Linked DNA regions of Homo sapiens: region 1 is linked to region 2. The links are chromatin loops, found by intact Hi-C in ENCODE. Cell type or tissue: PC-3. All regions are shown on one strand. Each heading gives the region's core, and the rest is flanking DNA. Links, peaks and the distances in the headings are about the cores only.

Region 1 (8,991 bases), core at 319-8,318, 55 kb before region 2:
AAAGCACTTAGCAGAGCCCCTGGCACATAGCAAGAGCCAAATAAGCGTTTACTATTATTAGTAGTAATTACAGGTTGAGCATCCCTAATCTGAAAATCCAAAGCCTGAAACACTTCAGGTCCCAAGCCTTTCAGATAAGGTATACTCAGCCTGTATTAATCACATAGGGTAGCTGAGTACACGGGGAAACTAGGCCATAGTTCTTAAACTTGGGTGCATATCAGAGTCACCTGAAGGTCATGTGGGCACAGAGATTGCTGGGCCCACCTCAGAGTTTCTGATTCAGCAGGTGTGGGCTGAAGCCTGAGAATGTGCATTTTTATCAAGTGCACAGGTGGCTGTTGATATGCTATTTGCATGAGCACACTGACTGTCTTAGTCCATGTTGTATTGCTGTAGAGTGATACCTGAGCCTGGGTATTTACCAAGAAAAAAGCTTTCTTCGGCTCATGATTCTGATGTCTGGAGAAGTTCACAGTTGGGCATCTGCATCTGGGGAGGGCCATGGGCTCCTTCCATTCATGGCGGAAGGTGAAGGGGAGTTGGTATGCAGAGAAAACGTAGTGAGAGAGGAAGTGAGTGGGGAGCCGGATGCCAGGCTCTTTAACAACCAGTTCTAGAAGGAATTAGCCAAGCAAGAATTCACTCCAAGGGAGGGCATTAATCTATTCAAGAGGGATCTGCCCCCATGACCTAAACTCCTCCCATTCACCCCACCTCCAATATTGGGGATCAAATTTCAACATGGGGTCTGGAGGGGACAGACATCCAAACCATGGCACTTACTAATTTCAAAAGTGTACCTACACATTGACTTGATTATCTGCAAAAAAGTCAAGGTAAGTATTTAAAGAGTAGACATGTATAAAGTACTTAGTACAGTGTCTAGCAAATAAGTGTTATAATTATTATTCATAAAATTGGGGATAATCAGGAAAAATCTGAAAACGAAAACTAAAGAGAAGGTTGTAGGGAGAAGCAGCTTTGGGCTTTTGGGCTAAGCGGTTGCAGGGGTCACCCTGTTTTAATCCCCTCTACAAGCCTATGGAGGAAGAACATGTAGGGAAAAGAGTTCTCAGAAATGAAGAGCCCATGCTAGGTTGCCCAGGTATGAGGTACCAGTGACCTCCCCAAACCCAGGTCTTTCTGCCTACATAGGGGCTGAGGTCTTCCCACTCCTCCATGTTCGTCTGAGCTATGGCTAATTTGAGTTTCAACACTTGATCTGGAAGTTCCTCTGTCTGGAGTATTCTACAAAAGGCCTGCACGCCCTGGGGTCCAAGAGCAGAATTCAGGGTCATGATGCAGTCACGGAAGGACGGCCGTGAGGGCCTCACGGGACAGGAAGGAAAGGAGGTGTGCAGGAGAGCCGAGGCCGCAGGTGGCATGTCACGAAGGAAGGCGACTGGGCCAGGAGCTGCACAACTGCAGCTGACCCTGTTCTGGGGCAGGTTCCCCGCATCACGTGTGTCCCTGACCCGCCCCAGCCCTTCACCTCCAGGGTTAGCGGAGGGCAGAGGCTGAATGGGCAAATAACCCCAAGTCATCCCCAAATCTAAATGGACCCAGGGTTTTGGAGGAGCTCATCCTAGACCCCCAAAGGCTCAAGCCTATTTCCAGGGACCGCAGGATCGGATGTGCCCCAGGTTTGTTCTGCCGCCTGGCCAAGGATGGGTGTTCACAGCAGGTAAAAACAGAGCCTGGGTGTCACACACCATGCAAGGGTCCCTCACAGCATGTGATGCAGCCAGCATGAGAAGAGAAGTGGGCTGCCCTTGGCCGAGATGACCCTCCCCACGGGGCCACGTTCCAACCAGAGATTCAAGACGTCTAACAACTTGGAATTTGAACCTGGCCTTCCCGATGGTTGGAAAGGCACATTTGTTAAGGGAGCCCTTAAGACCTATTTTACTTAACAGCTGTTAGCTCGATTTGAACTCTGAACTGTTGAGACCTGTGATATGTGGTCCCCTCTTTGTACTCCTGCCCGTGCCCTGCATTTGCAGGGACAGAGCTTCCCACCAGCACCAAGAACACTGCTGGCATTCAGATATTCAGAAGATATTCACCGAACAGAGGAACTTGGGGGGCTGGGGTTGGGGGATGGAGGGGCTGGGGCTGGTGGCTGTGAAGTGCAGGGTTTCTGCCCAGGGTCATGAAAATGTTCTAGAGTTGATTCTGATGATGGCTGCGCAGCTCTGAATACACTAAAGGTCACCAAATTGTACACTTTAAGGGGGTGAATTGTATGGTATGTGAATGAGAGCTGAATAAATTATTAACAAAACACGACAACTCCAGAAGCCTCAGAAGTGTGCTGCCACACCATGATAGCGCCATTTAATGTCCAGTGCTGCATGCGATTCCTCCTGTCACATATACCTCTGATCCTTGTGACAGCTCTGTGATGCAGGTACTCTCCTCTTCACCTTTTAAAAGGGGGATCTGAGGCCCACGGTGCTGGCTGACTTGCCCGGGCTTGCCCAGGAAGCTCAGCAGCGGGGCTAGATCCAACCCAAGTACCTGTGGCAACGTGCTGCCTCATGGGGACATCTGGATGGGAAGGTTGTCCCCATGCTCAGCCAGGAAGAAGCCAGATGGTGAATTTTCACGAAGCTCCAGAATGTCTCAACCCCACAGGAGGAAGGCTGTCATCTTTACATCCCGCCACAAAACCATGGATATGGTTTTGCACTGATTAAATTTACAGATAGAATTCTGTAACGAGGCTACTGCCCTGGGGAGAGTCCGGAGTATCCTGGGAACGGGCTCAGTGGCCTGTCAGCCCTCTGGGAAGATGTTTACCTGGTGCCTGGGTGGGATGGCTGGGACACAGGTGTGCTTGTCACGTGTCAGTGAACCAGCATTCACACCAGACCCTCATTGCTAAGGAGTGGGGGGCCCCCTGGGCAGGTGCATCTGAGGATGCTGTCTGTTTGGATCTGGCTGGATCCTCTTTCTCTTCCAGCATCCAGATTCAACTGAACCTAACCTTCTTCCCTCTACCCCCTCCCTGGGTTTTCCAGAGCTCTTGCTGCTAATTGTAGAGGATTCTGGGCATCAACAGTGTCTCCTTGTGCTCATTTTAAAATCACAGAGTACTCAACTATCGATTTCTAAATAAGCTCCATTTTCCTGCAATAGTCTTTGCAAAATGCCTGCCCAGATCTATTATAATTGCCTGGAAGGCTACTTTTCTGTATTTGCAAGGCCCTGTTGCTCTTGTACCCTCTCTGAGATCTCCTGAAAATTACTCCAGATTCTCATTAAGTATGATCAAGGATGCTCCTTTAAACAAGAATAGCCAGTAAAGCGTCCCGTTACCCTTTCCTCCTTCCTCCATTCTACAGCCAGGAATGCATAAGAGACAGCTGGAGCTCTAGCAGCCATCTTGAGCCATGAGGCAAACTAGAGGATGGAAGCAAAGGCTAAGCCTGGTGAAGCAGAAATCGTGGAGGAACACAATGCCCCAGTGACCATGGAGCCATGACACCAGCCCTGGACTAACTACTTGTGGAACCGTTTTAAATGAGAGAAAAATCAGCACAATTGTGTACATCTGCTGCTCTTTTAGGCACTGCAATTTGTTTTGCTTGTTTTTAAACCTCTCATAAATGGAATCACGCTGTGTGCCCTTTTTTGCATCTGGCTTCTTTCACTCATTTTCATGTTTGTGGATTCTTCATGTTGCTGCGTATAGTTCTTGATGGACACATGGGTTGTTTCCAGCTTGAAGTTATTATAAACAATGCTGCCTTGAACATTTTCACATGTTTCTTGATGCACAGATGTACACATTTCTTCTGGGAATATACCTAAGAATAAATAGCCAGATCATGGGACAGGCATAGGTGCAACCTTAGTAGATACTGCAAAGAATTTTCCAAAGTTTAGTCATTTGACATTCCCACTTGCACAATATGAGAATTCCCATTGCTCCACTTCCTCGTCAACACTTAGTATTATTTGCCTGTTTTATTTTAGCCATTTTGGAAACTATGCTGTGGTATCACCTTATGTTCATTGGCCATTCAGATATCAACCTTTGCAAAGGGCCTACTCAAGTCTTCTGGCCAGTTCTCTATTGAGTTGTAGGCTTTTTCTCTTACTAATTTGTAGCTCTCTTCTGGCTATGACTTCTTTGATGAATATATGGTTTGCAAATACTTTCTCTCATTCTGTGACTTGTCTTTTCACTCTCATAAGAGTGTCATTTGATGGGTCAATTTTCAAGTAATAAAATCCATCAACCATTTCTTTATGGTTAATAAGTTTTAGTCCTGTCTAAGTCATCTTTGCCTACTCCTTTGTGTCTTTCTAGAAACGTTGCAAACGTCATAATTTTACCTTTCGTATTTTGATGTGCAATCCATCTCCCAAATACTTTTGAATGATCCATCGGACACCCATGTAGGTGAGAAACCTGTTTATAATTGTCTGACTAGAGTCCAACTCAGCCTTACACATAAACACCAAGTCGTTTTTGCACTGTTTAATACACACTGAGTTTCCCAGAATGTAACTCCTGTGTAAATTTAGAGAAGATCACATTTTGTTTTATTTGGAACTTTACCAAGATTTGAATCACCATTTCAGAAAAAATACCACTGACAAGGAAGCTGCCCGAGGCACATGAGTCCCCAATAACATGCCTGTGCCCGGCCGCATCCTAGGGAATTCTGTGCTTTATGTGCACACACACTTCACTGGCTCTCAAACTGTTAACTATTAAGGAAAAGATGCAACAATCTTCAACTGATTTGTGTCTAACTTCTCTTCAATCCCAACACATTCTTTGTAACTTGGAGCATGTATCTGATCACTTTAAATATACCCTCTCAGGTGGTCCTGCCCAGTGCCTAGGTATTGGCACACATATTATTTTATGATAAATCACCTTACTTTAATGTCTCTTTCCTATTACAACCTGGGAATTATATGAATTTGGGAAGGGATTATATGTATAAATACATTTTATTTAGTGGCAAGATGGTAAGGGGATTTTACAAAATATTTGCTATATGAAGGAGCCACGTGGTCCATGTCATCAGCTTTGCCCAGAGGGCCTCACTTTCCAAGTCAAATGAGCACATGGAGGTGTTTTCCTAGCCACAAGAGTAGTTTTTTTCCAAAGTGGAGTTCCCCTGGGGCCAACAGTATTTCTTCTCATTAAATTTGTCTCCCACAACCCCAGGACAAAAAACAGGTGAGTGCTCAAAGCCACTTTTCCTGGGTCCCCCATCTACCTGCCTGAAATCACAGGTGGGCCTGCTCTGCTTCTTCATTGGGTTTAGTTTCACAGTTACAAAGGTCTGAGATCAAGTCCCAGCTCTGCCTCAATCTAGCCATGTGGCTTTGGGTGGTGTGTCAACCCTTTGCCAGCCCATAGCATACACTTATTAAATGAGTCAAAGAAAACATATATGGCATAGTTATGAAAGTCACAAGGTAGGAACAAGCGCGGATGCGTGCTGAGTGCTTCCTATAAGCCAACTCCTGCACCAGTGCCTCAGAAGGAGAATCTACTTCACCCTCACAACTCTGCCATGAGTGCAGGGACCACGATTCATCCCCATTTTACAGATGAGGAAAGCAGAGGGACAGAGAGGATCAGTAAACTGCCCCGGGCTACACAGTTGGTAAATGGCACAGCGAGAGGCGAACCCAGGCAATCTGACTATCTCCCATTAAATGATAGCTTGGGCCGGGCGTGGTGGCTCATGCCTGTAATCCCAGCACTTTGGGAGGCCGAGGCGGGTGGATCACTTGAAGTCAGGAGTTCAAGACCAGTCTGGCCAATGTGGTGAAACCCAGTCTCTACTACAAATACAAAAATTAGCTGGGTGTGGTGGTGGGTGCCTGTAATCCCAGCTACTTAGGAGGCTGAGGCAGGAGAATCGCTTGAACCCAGGAGATGGAGGTTGCAGTGAGCCAAGATCACGTCATTGCACTCCAGCCTGAGCGACAAGAGCAAAACTCCATCTCAAAAAAATATATAAATAAATAAAAATAAAAATAAATGATAGCTTGTAGGGGAAGAAGTGCCCAGAACAGGCAAGACACTCAGAGAATGGCAGCTCTTGGCTGCTATTATATGCTCATTAGTTGCATAGTTCTGAACACCTACATGGATGGGTCCTCCCACCGCCCACCAAAAACTAGTTACATGCCCTTGACCTAACTGCATTTAATATACACCACAGTGGCTGTTAAACTAGTTGCTTTCTAATATCCCAACTACCTAAATTGGGCAGTGTTTGTCAATAGAACAAACACTAGTGAATGTGATGTTAATTTTAATGTCCTTGCCTGTGCTATAGGCAAGTCTGTGTTTGCATTGGAATGCATGCTGATATTTACCTAAAATATCCAATCCCATAAACAACAAAAAGCATACTATGCTGAAAATATTTCCAAGCCCCAGGCCACTTATGCCTGCAAATACTTGACACAATGAAGCACGTCTGCCCCCTTGAAGGCTGGTTGTAACGGTCTCTAGATCCTGAAGAATGTTGTCTGATGTAGACCAAGGTCAGGTATGGTAAATATAGTGGCTTCCAGCACAAAATAGACTCCACTTCCCAGCAGGTGTGGCTGCTGAAACTTTCCATTTTTGAAAATGGTTGCGGGCTGGGAGAATTTTAGGGAGGTTTGTGTGAGGTGGTGTCATGGTGGCCATCCAGAAAGCAGCAGGACCCTGGAATTTAAAGCTGACTTTCAAGTTGAGCCTCTGCTATCACAAAGTAGGCAAGAGGCCTCAGGCCCTTGAGCTTTTGCTTCCTTATCTGTCAAAGGAGAAGGTTGTACTAAGAGAATCCCTAAAGCACCCTCAGGTCTGGACTTCCAGGATGCCACAGCAGCCAAGAAGTGTCATGCTCCCCACGATTTTAAATCGGTTGGAGCTGGATCTCATTGTGAACAAGTCAGAACTTGCTTCTCTCCTGAGTGAGTTAGGTCCATCACTGCACTTCTCTGAGCCTCAGTTTCCTCCTTCGTATGATTAGGAGTAAAAATGCCATTCTCACAGGGTTGTTGTAGAGGTAACATTGGAAAGGCCTAAACATAAAATAGATGCTCAAAAAATGTCAGTTTCTTGCTGCCATGCATTTGCCCACCTTCTATTTTCTCCATGTTCCCCACTCTGCAGTCAGACCAACCCCACCTGTACCCCATGCCTGCCCATCCTTTCTTTCCCTAGAAGTCTGGAGAATCTAGATGTTCGCTTCCTCTACCCCAAACCAGCATCCAGTCCTGCACCAACGGCCACAATGGAAGCCACCTGATAAATCGATGCAATTACTTGTGTCGCGTTTGCACTAAGAATTCTAACGGTAGTATTTCGGAGCCCAGAACAGAGAGGAATCAGTCATTTAAAGATGGCAAGGTTGAATGAAAAATTTCATTCTTTGATGATGCTAGAAAAAGAAGTGTTCACAATGGTTTCTCTTCTCAATGTGCGTCATGCAAATGAGTAGCTGGTCCCTCCATGTGACTTGTTTGGTTCCATGATCTGTCTCTTTTTTCTCGTGGCAAAATAACCCACTTTATTAGATCCATCTCAGGAGCTTTACCAGTGGGTAAAGTCTTAGAGCCGGGATTCTTGTTTGCTTTCTCCTGTCAGCCACCCCAAATTCTTTTGGGAAGTAGGTGGAGTATAAATGAAAAATTGGTAAACAAAATTCTTTCTTTGGTCTCCTATGGACAGACCTCGGTCTCTTTGGGCTACTTCATGGCTCCCAAGCTGTAATTATTGGTTGCTTTTTTCAGTGTCCCTCTGAACTGAGTCTTTAGTTGTTCTAAATTCATTTGGGCTCCTTCTGGACCCAGGAATTAAAGGTGACTCTTTATTCCTGTAAGTCAGAGACGGCCTCATCTAAGGAAACATTCCAGGGCTGTTTGCACCGCGTGTGGCGAGGAGGGCCAATTAAAGCTACCCCCAGCATCCTCTGAGTGAAGTTTGAGATGGCCTTGGGAGACAGGAAGCTTCTTTATGAGTCCCATCTTCAGCCTGGAGTACTTTTCCTTCCTGTAGCCCTGAGCCCTGGGGCCCTGGAGTCATGAAGATTAAGACAGAGCCCATTGGGCCAGAAGAATGGGGGTGGTTTTATTGGCCACCAAGTACCCCTAACATCATGGGATTTGGATAATGCCCTGAACTACTCTGGACTTCTGAAAGCAAGAGAGCCTTTCTCCAAAGACTCCACAAGCTCTACTTTATCATAGTTGATTCTCAAACCCCTTTCACAATTCCTACCTTTCCAGCACACTACCTTCTGGGGAATTGAGTGGAGTGAGAGTCCGATTGAGAGACATTGCAATCTTTGCTCTTTAAGAATAATAATGATAACAAATAATATCTATTGAGCACTTTGCACGCATTACTTCACTTCCTCCTCACAACAACTCTCTGAGGTCAATACCATTATTATTCTCACTTCACAGAGGAGGGGACCAAGGCTGAGAAGGGGGAAAATAAGTTCCTCAGGGTCAGTAAATGACGGACATTCACACCCAGACCTGACTGGCCCCAGAAGCCTCACTTTTAACAATCGCATGAGTTTTCTGCCTGCTTTGTGCTAACACTGAAAGGCTGATACTTCAGATCCTGGTACCCACGTCAAACCTGGAAGACCTTAAGTGCATTGGCCAGATGGGAGGAGACACAGAGACCCCAGTGGCTAGAAAGGCAGGCTCTGGGGCCAAATGGCTCAGGTGGAAGTTAGCCCCAATACTTACCAACCGTGTGGCCGTGGGCAAGTTACTTCATCTTCTGTGCCTTTGTGTTCCTGGCATGCATAAGAAGAATCATCTCTTATCAGATTGTCATGGCGATGGAATGAGTTATACAGATAAAGCACACAGACAGCATTTGGCCCATTGGACGAGCTCCATGAACACTGGGTGTTTTCGTTGACTCTACCATCTCTATCCCCCACCCCCTCAGCACACCTACCTGGATATCCAGTAGGCAACGCAAATTTGGCAGAGCCA
Region 2 (8,903 bases), core at 1-8,000:
TGTAACAACAGTAACTACAAGAGACTCTTTTTTTTTTTTTTTTTTTTTTTGAGACGGAGTCTCGCTCTGTCGCCCAGGCTGGAGTGTGGTGGTGCAATCTCGGCTCACTGCAAGCTCCGCCTCCCGGGTTCACGCTATTCTCCTGCCTCAGCCTTCCGAATAGCTGGGACTACAAGTGCCTGCCACCACGCCCAGCTAATTTTTTTGTATTTTTAGTAGAGACAGGGTTTCGTGGTGTTAACCAGGATGGTCTCGATCTCCTGACCTCATGATCCACCCGCCTCAGCCTCCCAAAGTGCTGGGATTACAGGCGTGAGCCACTGCGCCTGGCAAGAGACTCTTCATTAACTGTAAGGTGCTCTACATATAACATTTTAATCTACAACAAGGAAAACAGAGACTTGTTTCTTATTTTACAGAGGAAAAATGAGGCTCATGGCGGTAAACATAACTTGGACAAATTCTCAGTTAATAAGCTAGTTACTTTTCTTCATAGCACAGATGTGATCATATTTATTTCTTTGTTTAGCTGTTTATTGTTGATCCCCTGCGCTAAAATGAAAGCATCAGGAGAGCAGACCCTTTGTCTTTTTCAAGCCTGGATCCTGGGTGCCTAGAACAGTTGCTGGCACAGAGGAAGCCCTTAATAAAGACTGGTTGAGTATTAAATGAACAAGATTCAAACCTAGGTTTGCCTCCAAAACCATCTCTTTTCACAGCTCCAGGTTGTCCCTCATTATCCTCTTGTAAAATAAATGGTGGACCCTTTCACATGCTTAAAAACAAGTGTTGTTTGTTTATGTGTTGCTTTTCATGTGCTGCTGTGGAATGAGCCTCCTCTAAGCTAGTGGAATGTCTTGAGTAACTTTTTGGTCTTTCTTCATAGGACCTATCATGTAAGCCCTTCATTAGTCATCCTGGGTCTACTCAAGGCATTTAATGATACATTTTGTCAGTACCATGAGTAAACAAACATTTAATCAAAACCATCTTGGTGGCAGAGACAGAGCTAGATTCTTTACAGGACCTTAATCACCTCATGCAGTCCTTACCGTGCCTCTGAAACACAGGAAGCAGCACCTCTGTTTGGCAAATCAGACTTCAGGTCCAGAAGATGACATGCTTTTAAGGTGGCAAACAGAGTAAGGATTATCTGACTCCAAAGATTTTACATCTTTCTTTAAAAGTCACATGTTATAATTATTCTAATTAAGATTGTGAAACTTAGAATTGGATTTGGGGTTTTCTATGTCAAAAAGGAAAAATGGACATTTGGTCATGATCATTTCAATATACACATTTGAGCACCTACTACAGTGCTAGGTGCCATGCTAGGCACTGGGGACACTGTAGAACAAAACAGGCCTCACCTCTTCTCTCTTGGTTCTTGTAAAATGGCTGGTACCTGTTCAGTGCAGTGTCAGAGCTAATGCTCTCAAATTTTGGTGTTGGGTCTATTTGAACACTCGGTGCATTAGTTAAAGTAGGCTAATATGCAGCAGTAAATAGACCTCGTATTAGTCACGGTGGGCTAACTGCATTAGAAATAACCTTAAATATCAGAAGCTAAAACTAATAAAAACTGATTTATCTTTATGAAAAGCCTGATGTTGTATTCCTAAGTGGCTCTTCTCCAAGCACTAATCCAGGGACACAGACTCCCTTCACATTGTGTCTCTGCCATCTTGTGGCTTCAGACTTGCCCTGGTACCAACTGGCTAGAGAATAAATGGCTTTACATAGGAGACTTTTATGGCATAGGCTTTGAAGTATCATCTGTCTTTTTTCCCACGACCTATTTGCCCGAACTGAGTCACCTGACCAGCTTAACTGCAAGGGAGGCTGGGAAATGTAGAGGAGCTCATAGTATTTAGTGCATACCAAGAGTCTCTTTCATAGACTCCAAAAAGTCTATGGAATTTTTAAAAAGAATTTCAAAACTTCCAAATTTCTAAATGTAAGCCTTTCTGGGTAGCAGGGATTCAGGTCAGCAACAACTCTACTCCATACAGTCATTCTGGGAGCCAGGCTAGTGGCAGTTCTGCCATATTAAAAAGTTCTCACAAGAGGTTTTAAGGTCCAGACCTGAAGTTGCACTCATCACCTCCCCTCACATTCTATTGGTTAGAACTCATGCACATGACCATATCTTACTGCAAAGGAAGCTAAGAAATGTAGTTTATATCCCAAGCACAAGGAAAGAAGGATGGATTTTTCTAGATAGCTAGAAGATGATAGTTCACCTGGATTTTTTTAACTAGACCTGCCAAATACCAGTTACTGTGCATGTCTCTCACTGATATCCTTTTCTTTTCCTTTTTTTTTTTTTTTTAGACAGAGTCTCACTCTGTTGCTCAGGCTGGAGTGCAGTGACATGATCTCGGCTCACTGCAACTTCTGCCTCCTGGGTTCAAGCAATTCTCCTGCCTCAGCTTCCTGAGTAGCTGGGATTACAGGTGCATGCCACCACGCCCGGCTAATTTTTGTATTTTTAGTAGAGATGGGGGTTCACTATGTTGGCCAGACTGGTCTCGAACTCTTGACTTCAGGTGATCCACCCACCTCAGCCTCCCAAAGTGCTAGGATTACAGGCATGAGCCACCACGCCCAGCCCTGATATCCTTTTCTAACCTTCTTTTTCTGTGACTTCGCATGTGTATATCTAGCTATGTCTCCAACCTGACATACCATATGGTTTCCTAATTCTGGCCTCTAAATAGAAGTCCTTTATCTTAACAAGGAAGTAATCTGAGAAATTATTGAATGTGCTTTCCACAGCAAATGCCATGTTCTTTTGAAATTCATTCATCCAGTGATAACTCACTTAGACTTTATTTTTCTCCACTAGAGGAGGGCAAGGCCCTGTCTGTTTTGCTCAGCACTCTATTCCCAGTGCTTAGCACAGTATTCCTGATACATCACAAGTAACCCAATAAATATTTTCTAAATGACTGTATAAATTTTTCTTTTATCTCAGAATCTTAAAAAGGTCATATTTGATATTGGGGTAAAAAAATATTCCCTGTTGATTTGTTATATATGATGACACCTCCCAGAACCCTGGGAGGGCATCCCTGACCACAAAGCTCAGCTCTTCCTAACTCATTCACTCAGATCCCACTTGTTTTTTTAACCATAGCAAACTCTGAAGAAACCACATACATTGAAAGGTCTTTAATTTTTTTTTCTTTTTAGGGATTGCTGATCTATGTGGAAACTGGAACAAAAGAAATGTCAGAGTCTGCCTGATCCTCACTTTACAATTTTTGTCATCATTGGCTATCAATGTGGAATCCACCATGGCTGAGAAATGTGTAGCTGTGAAATGAGCCCGTAACTGAGCTGAAAAGATTTGTTTGACTTCCAGCTAAGCCACTTAACAGATGTGTGGTTTCTATAAATCAGTCAAGGCTCTGAGTTTCGGCTTCCTCTTCAGGAAGCAGAAAACAGCACCTTCCCTGTCAATATCACAGGATTGCTGTAAAAATGCCTTTTGTTTATTTAATAGATATTTATTGGTGGCTAACTATATGCCAGATATTGACCTAGGTTCTGGAGATACATCAGTGAATAAAACAAAGTTTATGTGACTCAGAGCTTATGCTGAAGGGCAACAGTGTAAATAAATCAATCAATGAGCATGTAATATACCAGGGGTTGATAGGGTTTTGGGGGAAAATCACACAGAGCAAAACAGACGAGAGCCACGGAGGAAAGGAGCTTTGATATTTTATATAAGATGGTTCAGACTGGGACATTAGAACAGACACCTGAAGGAAGTGAGTGAGTGTGTCATGCAAAGATATGAAGGAGGAGGAGGCACAGCATGGTCAAGGGCCCTGAGGTGACAGTATGCTTGGTGTTTATGAGGAATCGCAAGGAGAGCAGTTGGCTTAAGCAGGGTGAATGGGGGATGGGCAGATGCTAAGATCAGAAAGGTAGCACAAAGCTAGATCAATCAGGGCTCCATAGGCCATTGTAGAGACTTCAGCCTTTACTTTGATTGAGATAGAAAGCCATTTCTGTGTTGAGCATAGAAGTGATGCCTTGTGCCATATGTCCTTTAAAGAACATTTCAGCAGCTGTGTGGAAAAAAGGCTGCACGGAAGCTAGACTGGAGGCAAAGTTGCCAGTTAGGAAGCCACTGCAATACAGCAGGTGAGAGATGGCAGTGGCTAGGCTCAAGCCAACAGCAAAGGAAGTGGTGGAAAGTGGTCATATTACGAATATATTCTGAAGATAGCATAAACAAGTCTTCCTGATGGATTGGATGTTGCTGTAAGAGTAAAAAAGAGTAATCAAAAATGACCTTAAAGTTTTGGCCTGATGAGTGGGAAAACGGAGTTGCTCCTTCTTGAGATGGGGAAGACTTCAGGAAGAACACAGAAGCTCTCACTATGCTAAGACCTCTGTTTTTGAAACATTAGTTTGAGATGCCTGTGGACGTAGGCTTCCCAAAATGGCGCTGTATGGTGGTGGCTATATGTATCTGAAATTCTGGGAAGAGGTCCAGGGTGGAGCCATCACCTTGGGAGTTGGCAGCCTATTTAAATCCTTAAGAAGGGGTGAGATCACTTAAAGAGTGAGTGAAGAAGAAATAATTGTGAGGACTGAGAGGAAACTTCAATATTTAGAAGTCCAGGAAAAGAGAGAGGCACAGCAAAAAAGAAAAAAAAAACAAACTAAGGTAAGAAGAAGCCAATGAGGCAGGAAAAGGAACGAGATAGAGGAGAGTGAAGAAAGTGGGACCGGAAGGAGGGACTGACTCATTTCCATTTATGATGCAGTAGTTTGGCCAAATAGCATGATGGTAGATACACACCCAAATATATCAGTAATCGCATTAAATGTAAATCGATTAAATAGTTCAATTAAACATCTATAATTATCAAACTAGATTAAAAAACAAAATCTAACTATATGCTGTTTACTAGAGATACACCTCAAATATAAGGATATAAAGTAATTAAAAATTAAGAGATGATATAAGATTTACCATGCAAACAATATCCAAAAGAAAGCTGGTATAGGTATACTGGTAGCAAAATAGACTTAAGGCAAAAAGCCTGATTAAGATCAAAAGTTTCAAGTTTCATAACAATAAAAGCGTTAATCCCCCAAGAAATTCTCAATTTATATGTATGTAAAAAACACAACTTCAAAATATAAAAAACAAAAGTTGACAGAATTATAAGAAAGTCTAGGCAAATCCACACTCATAATAATGAGAGACTTTAACAAACTTTTCTCAATAAAATATATAACAAGAAAGAAAAAAATCAGTAAGAATATGTAAGATCTAAACAACACAATTAACAAATTTGATATATTGACATGTACAGAACACTGTGTCCAAAAAAGTATACTGTTTTTTCAAGTGTACATGGAACGTTTATGCTGGCCATAAACGAAGTTTCAACAAACTTCAAAGGATTGAAATCATACAAAATATGTTCTCTGACCATGGAAGAATTAAGTTGGAAATCAATAACAAAATAAGTAGGAATTCTTCAAATACTTGGAAATTAAGCAATATATTTTTAAATGGGTCAAAGAAAAAATTTCAGTGGAAACTGGAAAATATCATTAACTAAATGATAATGAAAATATGACATATCAAAATATGGAGGATGTGGTTAAACCTCTGCTTAGAGAGAAATTATAGCCTTAAATACATAAATTTAAAAGAAAAAATATGTAAATCAGTAAGCTAGTTATCTATGTCAAAAAAAAGAATAGAAAATTATGTCTAAGGAAACCAGAAAAAAGAAAAAAAACTAGTAGCACAAATTAATAAAATACAAAACAGACATTCAAGATAGAAAATCAATATGTCCAAAAGTTGGCACTCATAAAAGTAAAATAAATGTTAGCTTTCTGGGAAGTCTTATAACAAAGTAATAGCAAAGTAATAGAGGAGACAAAAATTACCAGTTTTGATGAAAAAGAAAACATCATTCCATATCCTGCACATGTTAAAAATATAGTTACAACTTACTATTAACAATTGAATGTTAATAAATTAAAAATTTTAGATAAAATGGAAAATCCTTAGAAAAACAAAATTAACAAAAGCTGATGTAAGAAGAAATAGAAAATCTGAAATAGTCCTATTTCTATTAGAGATATTAAAGCTGAAGATAACAAAGAAATCTCTAGACATAGATGGCTTTCCTCCAAATAAATTACAAATGAATTTCTCCAAATATTTATGGAAGAAATCACACCAAACTTATATAAACATTTGCGTAGACTAGAAAAAATATTTTCTATTTTGTTTAATTAGGCCATTGTAATCTTGACATCAAAAACTGACCTTGACATAAAGCAAAATTATGGGCCAATCAGTCCTATGAACAGAGATGCAAAAATACCAAACTAGCAAATTGGATTTAGTAAAATATAAAAATAATAATGAAGAATGAGAAAGTTGCATTTGTTCCCAGAATGAAAGGTTGGCTTCATATTTTAAAATTACTATAATTTACATTAACAGAATAAAAAGAAAATCATCTGACCATCTCAGTAGACACAGAAATAGCTTTTGATAAAATTCAACACACGTTTATGATTTTAAAAAACTTGAAATCCCCTCTGCAGACAGGAACAAAAGGGAACCTCTTTAGTCCCATAAAGAGTGTTTAAGAAAAAAAAAAAGCCCTACAGAAAGTATTATACTTAACGGCAAATATTGAAAGCTTTCTGCCTGAGAATGAGAATGAGCAAGAATGCCTGTTTTCACCACTTCTATTAAATATTGAACCACAGTTTCTAGCCAGTGCAAAAATAAAAGGAAAGAGGGGATAAAAAGATATAAAATTTGGGGAAAAAATCATTATTTGCAAAAAAAAATTACTTTGTTCACAGTAAATACAAAAGGACCTAAAGAAAAACTATTATCATTAATAAGTGAATTTTGGAAGGTCATTGGATAAGAAGGTCAATTGTATGTAAAACTCAATCGTATTTCCATATAAATGCAAAAAACTGACAAACTTTAAAAGAATATTGTTTATATTAGCATAAAACAAACATTAGTGAAATAAATGGAGATCTAAATAAATCAAGGAACATACCATATTCATGGATTAGAAGACTCAATACTGTAAAGATATCAATTTAACTCAAAGTTAAATATAGATTCAATGCAATTCAAACCAACATCCTGAAAGGTTTTTTTTGTGGAACTTAATGAGTCAACTATTAAATTCATACTGAAATAGGACATAAATGCCAAAGCAATTCTGAAGAGAAAGAACAAAGCTGGGAGTCTTCAACCATCAAATAACAAGACCTATTGCAAACGCGGTATGTTAATAGCTAAAGGATATAAAAATAGATCCATGAAATACAATACTGAGGTCAAAAAAAAGACCCATACTATGCAGTCACCTGATTTATGACAAAGGTGCCACTGAAGTACAGTGGAGGAGGGAGAGAACAACGGTCTGACTTAATAATCATATTGAGTCAATTAGATATCCATATGGAAAAAATAAATTTTGACCCCTGATTCACACCACACAATTCCAGATGCAGATCTAACTGCAAAAAGTATAATTATAAACCTTCTAGAAGAAAATATAGGAGAAGATCTTTACAACCGAAGATTTCTTAGACACCTGCACACACACACACACACACACACACACACACACACAAGCATTAACCATTTAAGAAATAATTGATAAACTGGAACTATTAAAATTAAAAACTCACATTTATATAAACAGCATTCAGAGACTGAAAAGACAAATCAAAGTAAGAAGAGATATATGTGTCATATATATGTCAATATATATTATTGTCTTGCAGGAAATTTTATATATTCTATATTTGAGTCCTTCAGCTAATACACACATATGCAATATATAAGAAAATGAAAACGACCCAACAGAAAAATGAACAAAAGACGTGAATTAAGCACTTCTCAAAAGAAGATATCTTAATAGCCAATATAAAAAGGTGCTCAACCTCATTAGCCATCAGAGAATGCAAATTAAAACCACAGTGAAAATATCAACTCCAATGCTCACTCATCAAAATGGCTGTAATTTTTAAAATCTCCATAATACTATTCACTGAAGTAGGTATATCACCAGACAACCACTTTGGAAAATTAGTGATATCAACTAAAGTTGAATATATACATATACATATACTCTATGACACAGAAATTCCACTCCAAGATATGTGTGTGTGTCTGTGTGTGTATATGATATATATACATATGATATATATACACATATACATATATGAGATACATACACATGATATATATACATGTGTGTATATGATATATATATATCATATACACACACAGACACACACACATATATCCTCAAAAGCCATATACAAAAATATTCCTAACAGCACTATTCATAATAGCTAACAACTATTGGCATAATGTTATATTTGCATTGAAAACATATAGGAATAAATCTAACAAGTAATGTGTAGGACCTCTACACATACAAACATTAATGAGAAAAATTAATAAAGACTTAAATCAATGGAAGAACACATCTAGAAATAAATTTAATGATACCCATCAAAAATAGAATGGAAAAATAAATTGTGTTATATTCAAACATTTGAATAATATACAGCAATGAGAACGTATAACGTATAACCTCACACAACATCCCGGATGAATTTCACAAACTAAGGTTGAGCAAAAGAAGTTAAACACAGAAGTACACATATTGTATGATTCTATTAAAGTTCAAAACCAGACAGAACCAATTTTTGGGGGTAAATCCGAGAGAATAGTGGGGAGGGTAATGCCTGGGTAGGGGACATGGGGCCTCAGACACTGCAACAGTCTCTCCTTTGATCTGCGTACTAGGTACCTGGGTGAACTCAGTTTGTGAAAATTCACGGAAGCATGTCCTTATAGTTTG

The links. Hi-C counts contacts between places; a loop is a spot of excess contacts. Peaks named below come from ENCODE experiments on the same cell type or tissue, not always from the same donor. Only the 100,000 strongest peaks of a DNase experiment are listed, where the experiment ranks them.
Region 1: a loop joins it to region 2, with 5 times the contacts of the local background. A loop is called at or near these places in 3 of 110 quality-filtered maps.

The regions. Positions count from the first base shown.
Region 1 is chr5:173,563,290-173,572,280 of GRCh38, reverse strand. No RefSeq gene overlaps it. Among named protein-coding and RNA genes, the nearest start is that of LINC02995, 12 kb to the left of the region's middle. RefSeq lists an enhancer at 2,334-3,533. In PC-3, for the core only: no CTCF peak of the experiment used is centred there; a DNase peak (open chromatin) is centred at 4,560; H3K4me3 peaks cover 511 bases; H3K27ac peaks cover 1,654 bases.
Region 2 is chr5:173,507,745-173,516,647 of GRCh38, reverse strand. All of the region lies in intron 14 of LOC105377732 (a long non-coding RNA gene), which reads right to left. Among named protein-coding and RNA genes, the nearest start is that of LINC02995, 67 kb to the left of the region's middle. In PC-3, for the core only: no CTCF peak of the experiment used is centred there; a DNase peak (open chromatin) is centred at 937; H3K27ac peaks cover 2,435 bases.